Linked DNA regions of Homo sapiens: region 2 is linked to region 1. The links are chromatin contacts, found by Hi-C or POLR2A ChIA-PET in ENCODE. All regions are on one chromosome and are shown on one strand. Each heading gives the region's core, a stretch centred on a gene start or an enhancer-like site at or near the end of the contact. The rest is flanking DNA. Distances are from core to core; before and after follow the strand shown. Region 1 overlaps LOC105373743 (a long non-coding RNA gene). Region 2 has its middle 49 kb from the start of CDCA7.

Region 1 (7,620 bases), core at 2,015-4,514:
CCTATCTCTACAAAAAAATAAAAATAAAAAAATAAAAAAATTAACTATATTTCTGTTAATATTATAATCTAATATATTTAGATAAACCTTCGAAAGAGAGCTTTCTACCTCCTTGGCCCAGTGGATTCTTTTGGTATCTCCCTACCCTCTGAAGGAATCACAACAGTTATCCATGAGAGTCTTTGTTGTCAGCACCCCTAATTCTAGCCAGGCATTTTCAAGGGGGTATCCAATAAGCCCTAGCACAAATCTGTACCACTGCTAGTAAAAAAACCCTCTGAGTTTTTGTTCTATCAGATGTGAGCTGACAATTTCATCTTTGAGATTAAGGCAACCCTACATTTTAACACATCACTTAGGAGCTGTATGGAGTAGGACATACTTTCCCAATCTATGAAATGGGGACAAGGATATTTACTTCACAGGAGAGTTATGAGTGTTAGGGACAATGAGTGTAAAACTCTGAACAAAGTGTCTCGCAAGTGTGAGCTTTCAACCCACAGAAGCCACTCTAATAATTCTTTTCTGTGGGTCAAACAGCAAGAGGTTCTTGCCCATTCCCCCACCTGAGACGTTAAGTGTTAACATCTCAAAAAAAGGGCCGGGTATGGTGGCTCATGCCTGTAATCCCAACACTTTGGGAGGTTGAGGTGGGAGGATTCCTTGAGCCCAGGAGTTTGAGACCAGCCTGGGCAACATAGTGAGACTTTATCCCAACAAAAAAGAAAAAAAGAAAAAACACAGGAAGGCAGACTTTCCTTTCACACAGCCTTGCCCGAGAAAAGGAACAGCCTGCACTCATTTGCTGTTGAAATGATTAAGATGTCTGTATTGGCCAAGCGTGGTGGCTATACCTGTAATCCCAGCACTTTAGGAGACCAAGGCAGTTCAGTGGGCTGAGGCAGGAGAATCGCTTGAACCTGGGAGGTGGAGGTTGCAGTGAGCCAAGATCACGCCATTGCACTCCAGCCTGGGCAACAAGACAAAACTCTGTTTCAAAAAAAAAAAAAAAAAATGTGTGTATCTCTTAAGACAATACCCTTTCAATTTTAAATAACTAAAACCTGTATTTAGTTCAGCTGCTTATAGTCATTTAGCAGCTGATTAAACGACTACCAAATCATAAATATTACTGCTAATTCCTGAATAATTTAGCTTCTGTCCTGCTTACACTTCTAATTTATAAACCACCCATATTCTTAAAGACCTTTTCCCTCTCTAAATAATTAAGTCAATAAAATACTCCTTGGGCAGTGTTCATTTTGAGACTCTTCAAGACACCTGCTTTTCTTCTTTTTTTTTTTTTTTTTTTTGTTTACAATTGTCTTCTAAGTCCATATCTAAAACTCTTTGGGCTAGAGCCCAAGGTCTCTCAAATCAGCCTGCTCCAACTCACCACTTTAACACTACTATGTTTCGGTTTCCTCAACAGTATAAGATAATAATAGTACCTATCCTATCTCATGAGGTAAATTTCTTAGACCAGTGAAAGCTCATCATACAGTAAGTGGCTATTATTATTATTATAAAAGTGAAATATACTCCACTTAACATTTGCAACTCCATCAGTCCATCAGAATGGCAAACTGCCTACATGAGTGATTCTGTTTCATGATACCCATTGTTAGAAAATCACTACGTATGCATGCCAATGTCATAGGCAAGAGAACAGGCCATACATAGACGATCTCTAAGGTGATTTCTGCATGACCGTCGTTACTGGAAGTTGAGTGGCAGAACATTATTCTGTCTCATAGAGAAACTTGGTTTGGGGGTTTCCCATAAACTAGAGTAGTAACTAGTTGATTCCATACCCAATCGAGTTTCAGTCCTCTCAGATGTGTTTGAATGCAGAGTCCCTTATTATTTTTTAATCTTGGGTTTCTTCTTCTTTATTCCAGCCACCCCCAGTAGATGTCCCCACGTATAGGGAAGTACTTGAAGAAGACTAACAGAAGCCATCTCTGCAGGGGACACATCAAAATGATTCCCTGTCCATTAGCTAGAAACTTGCTGAGCTGATTGAACCCCACAAAGTTTTCAGATCATTGTTCCTCCCCTTCCTCCTGTGTGCAGTCACTCAAAACAAGGACCTCTGTGTGCACTGGCATTCAGTGACAGTTTTGTTATCAGGTTCAAGCAGTACTGCTGAGGATCAAAACTTTACCTTAATTTAAGCTCATGTTTTCCACAAACCCAACTCCAAAGTATCCTGGTAACATGCTTCAAAGATACTCCATCGAATTTTTACTTTCACAGCAATATGCCTTATGACCTAATTACCATTATTATTCTGATCCAAAATAAGACAAATTGCTTTATTTGGTAATAGAGAGGGAAAAAAATCTGAGCTAGAAAGACCTCCTGACATGTCATAGCAATAAATTGAAAGAAAATAGCCATGCTCCCCTGAAGAAGATAGAGATCAGCAGAAATCTTTTGTAATGGGCAATATACGATGTGGAAGAATTCTCTTTAACTTTTTTTTTTTTTTTTTTTTTTTTTGAGACGGAGTCTTGCTCTGTCGCCCAGGCTGGAGTGCAGTGGCGGGATCTCAGCTCACTGCAAGCTCCGCCTCCCGGGTTCACCCCATTCTCCTGCCTCAGCCTCCCAAGTAGCTGGGACTACAGGCGCCCGCCACTACGCCCGGCTAATTTTTTGTATTTTTAGTAGAGACGGGGTTTCACCGTTTTAGCCGGGATGGTCTCTATCTCCTGACCTCGTGATCCGCCCGCCTCGGCCTCCCAAAGTGCTGGGATTACAGGCGTGAGCCACCGCGCCCGGCCCTCTTTAACTTTTTATCCATTTTGTTTGTTTGTTTTGGAGACAGAGTCTTGCTCTGTTGCCCAGGCTGGAGTGCAGTGGTGCAGTCTCAGCTCACTGCAACCTCAAATTCCTGGGCTCAAGTGATCCTCTCCACTCAGCATCCCGAGTAGCTGGGACTACAGGCATACGTCACCATGCCCAGCTAATTTTTAAATTTTGTAGAGATGGGGTCTCCTTATGTTGCCCAAGCTGCTCTCAGGCTCCCAGCCTTAAGTGATCTCCCCACCTCAGTCTCCCAAAGTGCTGGGATTACAGGCATGAGCTCTAATTTTTTATTATAATAAACTTCTAGAGCTCCAAGAATCACACCCTTGCTTGTGACAGGTTGGAGGTTATGTAGAAGGAGTTTTATATGTCTAAAGTTAATAACAGTCTGCAGAGATTATATTTAACTATGTGTAAACATCTTGTGTGGAAAAACAGAATAGGCCTGATGTTAGACCCAGCTGGAAAGGACCAGAATGTTCTAACTGAAAACTGCAGGAACAGCCAAATGTCCATCTGCCTCTTCTTTAGGAGTTTACCAGCGTAGGCAACACCACCCGAATGACTTTCTGGGCTTTTCTGAGTATTCAGGCTCACAAAGAGTTTGTTGTTTTTTTTTTTTTTCTCAAAAATTCTGTTAAACTCATGGTCCAACGTTTATATCCTAACATTTTATTTTAATACAGAATACGTAATCAAGCGTTAAAATAGTTGGCTTCTGTAGATTGGTCTTTTCTCACTACACAGTATCTCTCTCTTCAGCAGAGTCATTGATAATATCCTTTGAATATCCAATAACGCCACAAAAATCATAGGTACTAACAGACTCAATGTTTGTGGCACCCCCAAAACTCATATGTTGAAATCCTAACCTCCAATGTGATGGTGTTAGGAGGTGGGGCCTTTGGGAACTAATTAGGTCATAAGGGTGGCTACCTCATGAATGGGATTGGTGCCAGGCCTGTAATCCCAGCACTTAGGGAGGCTAAGGCGAGCGGATTGCCTGAGCTCGGGAGTTTGAGACCAGCCTGGGCAACACAGTGAAATCTCGTCCCTACTAAAATACAAAAAATTAGCGGGGTGTGGTGGCATGCGCCTGTAATCCCAGCTACTTGGGAGGCTGAGGCAGGAGAATTGCTTGAACCCAGGAGGCGGAGGTTGCAGTGAGCCAAGATCATACCACTGCATTCCAGCCTGGGCAACAGAGCGAGACTCCATCTCCAAAAAAAAAAAAAAAAAAAAAAAAAAAAAGGAACCCCAGAGGGCTCTCTTGCCCTGTTTCTTCCATGAGAGGATATAATACTGAAGAGGGTACTCACCAGAACCCAACCATGCTGGCACCTGACCTTGGACTTCCAGCCTCCCAGATTCCGAGAAAGAAGTTTCTGTTGTTTATAGGCCACTGACTAAGACAGGCACAGAGCCCCTGACGCTATCGACATGACTGAAGTGATGATGATTCAGGATAAAACCATGAATGCCACACTCAGTTCAGCCCACTCTTTTCTCACTACCACATATCAAAATGCAAACAAAACATGTGCTTAATCATGTAAAATACATTTAAGCATTTTGATACATTGATTGCATTATTCTAGGATGTTAGAGAGATTTCTTAGCCAGGTGACCTGGTTTCCATTCCTAGCTCTGAAAATTATCTGTGTGACCTTGGGCAGATGTCTTACCCTCTCTGTGTTACAGTTATTAGTCTATTTAGTCATTTAACAAATCTTTCATTATGGTTTCATTTGCAAAGAGTATGGTGCTAGAAATGGATACAGAAGTGATCAAGATTTCCCTACATCTGTCTTCCAACTCTTCTATTGCAGTTTTCATTTCCACAATTTTATTTTTTATTTTGAAAAGCTTTTCTTTTGTTGTTTTCTGAATAGTCCTTCTTTAATATTCTTGTTTAATATAATCTTATCTCTGAGCATACGGAGGCAGTCTTTTTTTTTTTTTTTTTTTTTTTTTTGAGACAGGTTCTTGCTCTGTTGCCAATCTGGAGTGCAGTGGCAGATCACTGCAACCTCCGCCTCCCGGGTTCAAGTGATTTTCCTGCCTCAGCCTCCCAAGTAGCTGGGACTACAGGCGTGAGCCACCAAACCCAGCTAATTTTTGTATTTTTAGTAGAGATGGGGTTTCACCATGTTTGCCAGATGGTCTCGATCTATTGACCTTGTGATCTGCCCACCTCGGCCTCCCAAAGTGCTGGGATTATAGGTGTGAACCACTGTGCCTGGCCCTTTTTTTTTTTTTAAATACAGATGGGGTCTCGCCATGTGGTCCAGGCTGGTCTCGAGCTCCTGGGCTCAAGCAATCCTCCTGCCTCAGTATCCTAAGAAGTGCTGAAATTACAGGCATACGCCACGACGCCCAGCTGCAGTCTCTTTTCTTTTTTGAATATTTTTTTGAGATTGAGTTTTGCTCTTGTTGCCCAGGCTGGAGTGCAATGGTGCCATCTCAGCTCACTGCAACCTCTGCCTCCTGGGTTCAAGCAATTCTCCTGCCTCAGCCTCCTGAATAGCTGGGATTACAGATGCCTACCACCACGCCTGGCTAATTTTTGTATTTTTAGTAGAGACTGGGTTTCACCATGTTGGCCAGGCTGGTCTCCAACTCCTGACATCAGGTATCCACCCCCTTCAGCCTCCCAAAATGCTGGGATTACAGGCGTGAGCCATTGAGCCCTGCCTTTTTTTTTTTCCCCCCTCTGGAGTCTCTGTTTTCTCCAAGTTGCTTTTTCTCCATTTTTTTGTGGGTTTTTTTTCTGTTTTTGTTTTTTATATTCCATGCAATCCTCCAATGTCATCTTTTAGACTGAGGAAGAGAAGCTGATGGAAGCTCATAACATATGAATGTGGCTTATCAATTTTTATCTCACCACAGAGCAGTGGCTTTCAAAACGTTTTGATCAAGTCAACAGTAAGAAATGTATTTTACATGATAACCCTGGGTATGTGAATGTGTGTGCGTGCATCTTAGAAAAGGTTCACCATACTTTTTTCACAATACTTCAATACTTCCCTTTATTATTGTGATATAATCTGATACTTTTTTCCTATTGTATGGACACAATATACTAAATTTATTTCATGACTCAGTAATGTGTGGTCACCTCCAGAGAGAGGGCCTGTTTTCCTGAGGAATCGCAGATCAGATCTCTCTGTTGGAATTATCAGAGAAGTACCCAAAAGATACTTTTCCCTTTTTCCTGCCTGGAAAATACTTGCCTGGTGGCTAGAAGTCTGAAAGCCAAACTGGGTAGAAGCTGGAGCTTTGATATTTGAAAAGTGAACTGTCATTAATCACCTCTTTTCAAGTTCAAGTCCCTCACTTCAGAGACCCTTATCTTATCTTGTAAAGATGACAGACCTCTAGTCTTGTGATTGAGGGGCAGCCACTCAGCAGCTGCAGAGCAGGAGGGACTTGGGGCTCCACCTCCTCCTTAAAACTAATTTCAGGGCCAGGCGCGGAGGCTCTCACCTGTAATCCCAGCACTTTGGGAGGGGAGGCGGGAGGATCACGAGGTCATGAGATCGAGACCATCCTGACTAACATGGTGAAACCCCGTCTCTACTAAAAATACAAAAAATTAGGCAGGTGTGGTGGCTGGCGCCTGTAGTCCCAGCTACTTGGGAGGCTGAGGCAGGAGAATGGTGTGTACCCGGGAGACAGAGCTTGCAGTGAGCCAAGATTGCGCCACTGCACTTCGGCCGGAGAGACAGACAGAGACTCCATCTCAGAAAAAAAAAAAAAAAAAAAATACTAATTTCAGGCCAAACATGGTGGTTCACACCTGTAACCCTAGCACATTAGAAGGCCAAGGCAGGCAGATCACTTGAGTGCAGGAGTTCAAGACAAGTTTTACAGTTTCACCAATGCACCACAACGTAGTAGTCTCTCGTTGTGAGGTATCACTCGAGTTTTTTCTCTCATGACCAAGAAATTTAAGAAGCGTGGTCACAAAGGATGAGGTTGGAGTGAACGTTTAATAAGCAAAAAAAGAAAGCTCTCTGCCATGGAGGGGGGTCCAGAAGAGGATAGCCATTTTAACAGTTGAATGTAAAGGCTTTTATAAGAAACTGATGAGGCCTTGGCATCTCATTTGCATAAGGCACAAACTTCTGCTAGCTCCACCCTATCCTCCTAGTGCGCATGTAGGTCCTTAGCTTGAGTCACTCCATATTGCTTTGTTCCCCTTACCGTGCATGTGTCAGGGGACAGAATTTTCCATTGCAGGCGTGTCCAGGCAAGTCACCTGTGTAGGCTTTCTTATCTGTGTGGCTGTGGGCATATCTTAGGCAAGCCCTCCTATGCAGGTTCCCTTATCTGTGCTTGCAGGTTGTTCTTCTGTTTGAAATAATTCAACTGAGGACCCAGCTAACTGCCTGCCTAATCAGTTTCTTCCTTTCTACTCTTTCATTTCCCCCCCCCCCGCCTCAGGAGTGGAGACCCTAAGTGCTGTTAGGGAGATGGGGCGATGAGCCTTGCGGCTACTTGCTGCTACAGAGTAGCTTTGTGTGGGGAACAGCAGCTACGATTCCTCCTAGGGCTGGTCTGAGAGTCCTTGGAAGAAAGGCGTGTCCATGTGTGATTTCATTTGCATTACCATTTGGAGCTTGATAGCCTTTAGGTAAGAAGAAACAATTTAGGTTATTACAGGACATGTATTAAAATGAAACAAGTGGGGGCGAGGTAAGAACAGCTTAAAAATCCCAAGGCTGCCAACACGCCCAGATAAGTAGTGGCTATAGTTATGCTTCTAAGATTTAGGTGAATGGGGCTCGGCTTTGGTTAACTTCCTTA
Region 2 (7,620 bases), core at 1,593-4,092, 110 kb after region 1:
TTTAGACGAATCCATATTATTAAAACAACTTGCACAGAACACGATCACAGATCCTTCATTGACAAACAAGCGAACTGGGCTGCTGATGAGTCTCTGAACTGTCTTTTAGCTGAATTGTTGTTAAATACAAACATGGTCCTTTTTTTTCTAAAGGGGCGCATGTTAAACAATTTAATATTTTAGAAAAATACTTTCCCTTATTTAAATGAAAATAAGTAATGTAGTTTGCAAAGTAAAAGGCAGGGTTTCATCTTTTAGACAAAAAAAAAAATTAAAAGAGAGAGAGAAAGACATGTATTGTCTATTTAACAATCAAAACACTACAATAAAATAAAATAAAATCGTGGTATCATAATAATGAGTTCTCTTTCAAATGGTTTGCTCTGAACTAAATTGTGCTCTTTATGTAATAGAATGACAAATTGTTTAATTCAGTATCAAATATTCATGAGCTGTAAATGTGCTGCATCACCAGAACGGGTGCAAAATCATAAACAAATACTGTAGCATGCACAGAAATGGAAGCTAACAGAAGTGGACGTCTGCACAGATTTTCAACATTGTTGTGGCTTTGCGTCTATGAGAGAGAGAGGGGAGAGAAAGAGAACACCTCCTTCTCCAGCTATCTCCAAATGCTGCCGTGGGAGAATAAAAGGGTGAGAAAGGAACCTGGATGTGGATTCGCATAGCTCCGATTCTCCTGCAGATCAGAAGGCTAAAAGCAAATCAGAGATTAGACCACAATATGACGGAAATTCCTAGACATTTCAAAATGGTGCAGGGCAGTATTTATTTATTAGAAAAGAGTATGCATGTGAACTCTTTTTTTTTTAAAGGTTAGAATGGCTAATTATTCTGAGTATGAATTTTAAAGTGAAGCGTCTTCGATCATTCAGGGAGAAATACATGAGAAACCCTCATTTGCATCATCTACATGGTCATTTGTTTGCCCTTTGCATGGCAGGGCTTCAGAGGAAAATCCAGCTCCAGGCTGCAAGGCTCCGAGAGTCTTCTTAGACCTCTCTGGAACAAATGTATTCACTTAGAATTAGGTTTCTTCTTTTAGCTTCAGCCAAACGCCCTCAGTGCCACACAGGTTTCCCTCTCCTCCCTTTCTCCTTCCCCTCCCCTCCTCTTCTCTCCTTTCTCCAGTATTTATCCTCATAGAAGTGGAAGGACTGGCGTTTAGAAGGAGAGAGGAATATGTCAGTCCTTCAAGGACAACGTACAGGTTCCCTTTGCCCTACAGGGGGCAGACCCTATCATTTCCTAGCTGACACATTTGGCCTCACGGGCTCTCTTCTGGAACCCTTGAGTTCAGAAAGGGTTGAACACTGCCCATTTCCTGCTGCAGTCCCTTCCAGGAGTTCTGTTCCCATGCCTGTAAGCAGTCATTTGGAGTTGCCTAAGAAATCTTTAAGAACTTCACAATATTGAAATCAACTCTTTCAAATGGCATGAAGAATTTTTTGGTTATTAACTCCACCATCTCCCGTTAGCTAAGCTCATTTGTTTTCCCTTGAGAGAAGAGCTCTTCTAGCATCTAATCATACCTAATCTTTCTGCAAAGTTGTTTTCCTAAAAAATTGTGTAAATCAAGTTTTTGTAAATCTAGTCATATGTTTTATGCATCAGGGGAACTTGGAATGTAAAGGAATCTCATGGTGTATGCATACTTCTGTAAAATGAAGATTTGCTCCCTTATTTATTCATTTTTGTAAATCTGAATAATTATTTACTGAGTTGAAGGAGGTATGCCTTTATTTAGGCTTTTGCATTTGGTATCTTTCCATTTTTTATTTTCAAGGTGCCCCAAAATGGCCACACATTCCACCTTTGGAGGAGGAAAACACAGCCAACATGCTCCCTAATTCTAAGTCATAAAGAGCCTCGAAATTCTGTGCCAGTAGTTCATAAGGAGTCCTCGTTTGATCTAGAAAACCAGCAGAAAACCTTGCCGCTGTCCCACAGGAGAGATACACATTTCACACTGACTGGGTTCTACTCCTTCCTTCTTTCCCTTCTTCTTCTCCTTTAGCAAATGAAAAGATGCACAGTACTTGCGATTTCAAATAGAATGGTGTCTGTTAAAGCTTTACCTAGGAGGAATTCCCCAAATCAAGGGACATGGAATTACTCAGCCACAGGAATTCTGGAGAATCCGGTCTCTGAAGATGAAGCTAGAAATGAGCAAAGGTTTACTGTTCGTTGTTTTCCTCGGCAGACAGCGCAGGGTCCTTATGGCATGGAAAGGCTGAGCTGTTGGAGCAGAGTGAAACCTGATTCCCAACATCTGTGCTCTAGACCCCACTCCGAAGGGGGACTTTCTGGAGGTATTTTTCTACTCTCCGTCCCCTGGGTCCCAATTAAGGGAAACACTTTTTTTAGACATGTTATTATCCCATGATAGAAAAGCAGGACTCACTGTTCCTCCTTCCCTCCTTCCCTCCTTTCTTCCTTCCCTCCCTCCCTCCCTCCCTCTCTCCCTCCCTTCCTCACTTTTTCCTTTCTTCCTTTCCCCCATCTAGATGAGCAATGCAAAAGGTCTGGTATTTGAGAAATGTAATTATATTAGTGATAAACTTCATGGTTTAATTTGGGAAATCTCCCAAACCTAAATTCCCAGCCCGGAGGAGTCCAATTAGATCTGGGCTGGGAAAACTAGAATATATTTCAGCGAAGGGGAAATAACCAAGGGGAAGCGAGAACCGCGAATGGCCAAACACTGATGTCGGCTCAAGTCCTCCTCGGAAAATGCCTGTGTATGAGGATAAAGTGGCTGGTGGAAAGTTCACTCAATCAGGGCTGCACGGTCTTGTGGAATAAAATACGTCCAGACAGGGTTACGACGTGCTTTGGATTCCAGCAGGGGGAGCTCTGACTCTGGAAACCGGTCAGTGGCCACCGAACGCTGTTTCACCGGGTCTAGACCTTTGGAGATCAGCGTTCTCTGGTCGCCAAGGTTGGTAACAAGGTCCGTGGGTAATGTCGCTGAACCAGAAACAGAGGTCTCCCTTTGCACAGTCCCCGGTGAGGAAAGCAGTTAACACCTCTGTAGAAACACAGCTGAAGAGGCATTTTAGGAGCAGGTGACCAAAGTCTTACAAAGGCAGCCGGGAAAAAGTCAGGGATGGAAATTAAAGCCCCCGTTTCCTCCTCTTTTTCCCTTCCATACCCCTAGGCATAACTGTTTCTCACTCGGGGGCTGAGCTCTGATATGACATCCTGTGAGGATACCTTTAGCAGGGGGAGCCACAACCCCAATTTTAAAAACTGCCTGTGGTTGGGATGAGCTAGATTTCCTGATGCCATCAGTCAGCTCTGGGCACTGCTGCGCCCTGCTGCTCTCACTTTGGGTGCCTAGGAAGGAGAAACACAATACCTTCGTGCTGTAGCTACATCAGTGCCAAGAGACCCCACTTCCCACGTCTTCTGGACTTGGCTCAGAAGCATCTGCAGAGAGACAAGGAAGCCCCACAAAATGTGGACAAATGCCATTCCAGCCCATGAAATAGCTGAGAAAGAGGGGCTCGGCACAGCATTTTCTAAGCTACGTTGTGTGAAAGGTTGCTGGACCCTAAGGGGCTCCCAGGTATTTATTTCATGCGGTAAAAAGTGTTCTGATGTCAGAGTCTGAGAAAGCCTGTAGGCACTATCTGTGCATTCCCCACTCCCCCAACTTTTGTGGAAAGAAATCTTGTTACAAGTCCTATAAGTTCTACAGTCCAAACAAACAAATGAAAAAGCCCACTTAAATTTGTCTGATCCAGCACTTCCAAAACTTATCTGACCATGACGACCATGACATTTTGTCTTTTCCTTTCCACAAAGCACCTATGTTCTAGGCACTTGTGTCTTGTGGAGCATACCTTGAGAAATACTGAGTATGCATAAAAGAGCAAAGTTCTAGGGGTGAAGAAACTTCTGCATTCCTGTAGATCGGTTCTGATCCTAACGTCTGCTATGATTCTTTTTTTAAGATGGTATTTCGCTCTTGTTGCCCAGGCTAGAGTGCAGTAGTGCAATCTCGGCTCACTGCAACGTCCGCTTCCCAGGCTCAAGCGATTCTCCTGCCTCAGCCTCCTGAGTAGCTGGCATTATAAGAACCCACCACCACACCTGGCTAATTTTTGTATTTTTAGTAGAGATGGGGTTTCACCATGTTGGCCAGGCTGGTCTCGAACTCCTGACCTCAGGTGATCCGCCCCCCTCAGCCTCCCAAAGTGCTTGGATTACAGGCGTGAGCCACTGCGCCAGGCCTGCAGCTATGATTTTTGACATCACGTAGCCTCTCTGAACCTCAGTTTCCTCTTCTGTAAAATGATGACTCCTCCATTCCTACACATCTGCATGGCTCCTGGCTGAAAGGGGAAGGATGGATGTCCGAATATACCTAAAATTTGTGCTCCTGGAGACAGAAATGGATCACACATTTATGTTGAAAGTAGGTTGTAGACTTTTGTCTACAAATAGACAAAATGAACAAAATCTTATGACCAGAGGAGACACTATTCCCCTCTCTTCCTATTTGGCTTATAAATCACAATTCACACCAGTCCTGTGGCTACTTGTATATCTTTATCTGTCTGCTTTGCTTAATCTATGGACTAGCTGCATGCAGCATTCCCTTTGCTATTTATATGCAAGACTGCGAGTTTAAAAAAATTCATGTAATGAATGAATTTTAATTGTTGAGGACATTTATTCAGAGCTTTAATGGGGATTCTACAGATTGCAAGGATTTACAGTCTTTTCTGAGGAATAGCAGGAGCCAGAGTGCATGACGGTGGTATTATAGTTGGGACTGACATTAATGGCATGGTCCAAGTTGTAAAGTGTACACCTGAAGGTTTATTTCTAAATTGCTATAAAGGACAGTGGCGAGGGTGATCAGGTCCTCTGTGCTAAAAGGGCGTTTCTTCTTTCCCCCCAGATCTCTACCTCTCCTTCACTTGAGAATAGAAATGGCAAAAGGAAACAGAATCACCTTAACTGCCTTTCCTTGGGGGTGTTGATCAGATGCATCAGAAGGAAGATAAGGCAGTGTGGCTTTGCAGTATGGCATGACCGGCCACCCAACCACCTTGCTCATGCCCAGCTGCATGCACTTTCTCAGCAATGTTTATCCAACAAACATTGATTGAGCACCTACTATGTGCCAGGTATTTATTCCCATCAAGTGGAAAGTCCTCTTTTCCAAGCTGCAGCTAAGTTCTGGCTCCTCTATGGAGGCTTCCCTGATATTTCCAGGCTTCACTAATATCTGCCAAATTCTAAATTGTTATAGTTGGGGTTACACAATTGAGCAGTCATTATATACTTCTTGGTTGCTGTGGTTTCAAATAAATGTCTAAGATGTAAGCTTCAAGAGAGCAAGGGCTGCGTCCTAATAATCTTTTACTTGCTCTTGGTGCTTCTATAAACACAATTCACCAAATCAGATCAACAAACAACAGACTCTGGACAATCCTTCAGACTACATGTCTCTGCACCTCGAGGTAATACAATGTGTTTTTCAGCCAATAGTGTATGCCGTGCTGTAGGTGCCCTGGCAACTATCCCTAATGTCTACTCTCTTTGTTCTAGTTGGTTTCTGTTTGTTTCAGAATTAGAGGGTCAGATTTGGTGTTTACTTCTCACTATTTGTTATTGATCATGTTGTGCATTAAGATTTGGTAAACTCAGCAGAACTGAGTGGCTTTCTGGGTGGTCTGAATTCATCTCCAAAGGCAACTTCCACTGATGTGGTCTTTTTTCCTGGCTTTCTGTTTTACTAGTTTGTGGCTAATTACGAGGGCTTCAGTCAGTCGATGTAGCCACAGATGACACTAACACCCTAGGTGGCCCAGGGGAGGATTTGTGGAGCTGTGGTGTCTGGGCTTTTTCAGAGAGGCCTGCAGGGAAATTACCGACGTGGGTGTGGACTTTGTCTCTGTCCTTCCTACGCCTCTCCTACTGGCATCCTCCCCCAACTGAGGCTCTGCCTCCACCTGTCCTGGAGTCTGATCTAGGTATTCCCTGCCACAAGCATCTTGCCTAAGTAACTTGGGGCTGGTAAGTGTTTACAGTGGGCCACCTCCCGAGAGCATACTTATATGAAAAATTCATCTGGAATACCCAAAAGTGTTTCATAAAGCCTAACTTGGCTGGTTTTCCCCAACAAATTGTAACCTTTGCACACGTTTTCACAGTCTACAAAATGCTTTCATGCACAGTGTCAGTCGAGCTGTAAAACAACCATGTGAAGTCAGGGGAGTGGTGGAGAGGCAGGGATCAGATGACTTGCACAGTGAGTGCAGAAGAGGTGGCAGGGCTGGAACCCACCAGTTCTTCTGACTTGTCCCTGCCCTGTTTTGCCTTGAATTGTGGTTATTGGAGTAGACATCCTTTATTCTCATAGACTGTAATATGATGTAGTGGAAAAGTAGTCAGTCTGAACACCTGAAACTAAAGCCAGGTCTATTCCTCATAAGCAAGTGGATACTACTACCAATAATAATTATAATAAATCACAGCTCCAGTGTATCCAGCACTTACTATGTATGAGGAATTGTACTCATATTATCTCATTTAATACTCAAACAGCCCTCTGCAATGGAGCTTAGAGCAAGGTTTCACCATCACTAACTGATGCTCAGATTGAAGCCAAGTTTTCTCTGTTTCAAGCCCATGATTATTCAGTTTCTGCCTTGGTTGTTGAGAGGTTTAAGCAAGATAACCATGTGTCTCACATGGTGCCAGATTGATGCAAGTTAAGCTTACAAGAAACAGTAGGTCTGTCTCTCCTTTTCCTTGAGTCTAGGGATGTAATCACCACCCCACCCCACCCCTTGGTATTCCTCATAGCATAGTGTTTTGCATAAGTCAGTCCTAGGTGAACGTTCATTGAGTTAAATGGAAATCAAAGCTGAGAATGAGGAAATTAGTCTGCTCTCCTCAGCAGGTAGGGGAAGTAATGAAGACCAAGCAGTTCCATTGCAAGAGTTGCTGGCATCTAGGTTGGTGCATAATGAGACTAGGGTTGTGGCTTTGGTCCCCAACCACTACCTCCTGGTTCTTCACCCACCACCCTGGCTGCCCCTCTTACAAAGGAAACATCTTTTGTAAGCATCTTTCTGTCTTTCCCCTTCATGTTACTGTATCTACGAGTTCTGTCTACATCGAAGCCTTGCAAATGCCATTCGCATTACCAACTCCCCTGCTATAGGTGCATATATATCCCAACACCTACTCAGCCTGGAGTCCCATACCTCATACTTAGCACGTCTTGTACTGAATTCATTATTCCCTCATCCCACTTAGCTGCTTTTCATGTTAAGCTCATTTGAATCACTTCGAATAATGTTGGTTTTATTGTAAGGATACATAGGTGGGAGAACCTAGTTAAAGCTGAAAAAGCAAAAACCAAAACCAGGCCCCAGGGGAAGAGAAACTGTAATGGGTCAGGAAAAGTGAGAGCCCAGAGCAACTCTTGGATGTTAAGAGCAGGAATCAGGGTGGCTTTTGCATGTGTCGCTAACCTAACTCAGCTATCCCACTTGACACTTGCTTCTGAGTGGCTGGTCCATGCCTGGGATGTGCATTGTTTCTTTACCTGACAACTCTGCTAACTTGTTTCCT

What was found. Hi-C counts contacts between places; a loop is a spot of excess contacts on that map. ChIA-PET counts read pairs that join two places held with the same protein, here RNA polymerase II (POLR2A). Pooled maps may share reads with other maps.
Region 2: a map of PC-3 shows a loop between it and region 1 (4-fold over the local background). The contact joins two enhancer-like sites. A Hi-C loop is called at or near these places in 3 of 168 maps with a recorded cell type or tissue (Calu3, PC-3 and mammary epithelial cell) and 3 of 50 pooled maps. POLR2A ChIA-PET finds 5 or more read pairs at or near these places in 5 of 52 experiments (OCI-LY7, Panc1, RWPE1 and 2 more).

The regions. Positions count from the first base shown.
Region 1 is chr2:173,284,532-173,292,151 of GRCh38, forward strand. It overlaps LOC105373743 (a long non-coding RNA gene), which reads right to left. Exons shown (of 4, transcript XR_923585.4): 4 at 6,785-7,441. Among named protein-coding and RNA genes, the nearest start is that of MAP3K20-AS1, 6.3 kb to the left of the region's middle. RefSeq lists an enhancer at 1,612-1,771. Within about 2 kb of position 3,265, at least 2 of the 41 ENCODE cell types and tissues checked have a DNase peak (open chromatin) inside an H3K27ac peak, as active enhancers do.
Region 2 is chr2:173,399,714-173,407,333 of GRCh38, forward strand. No RefSeq gene overlaps it. Among named protein-coding and RNA genes, the nearest start is that of CDCA7, 49 kb to the left of the region's middle. RefSeq lists a silencer at 2,783-2,952. Within about 2 kb of position 2,843, at least 2 of the 41 ENCODE cell types and tissues checked have a DNase peak (open chromatin) inside an H3K27ac peak, as active enhancers do.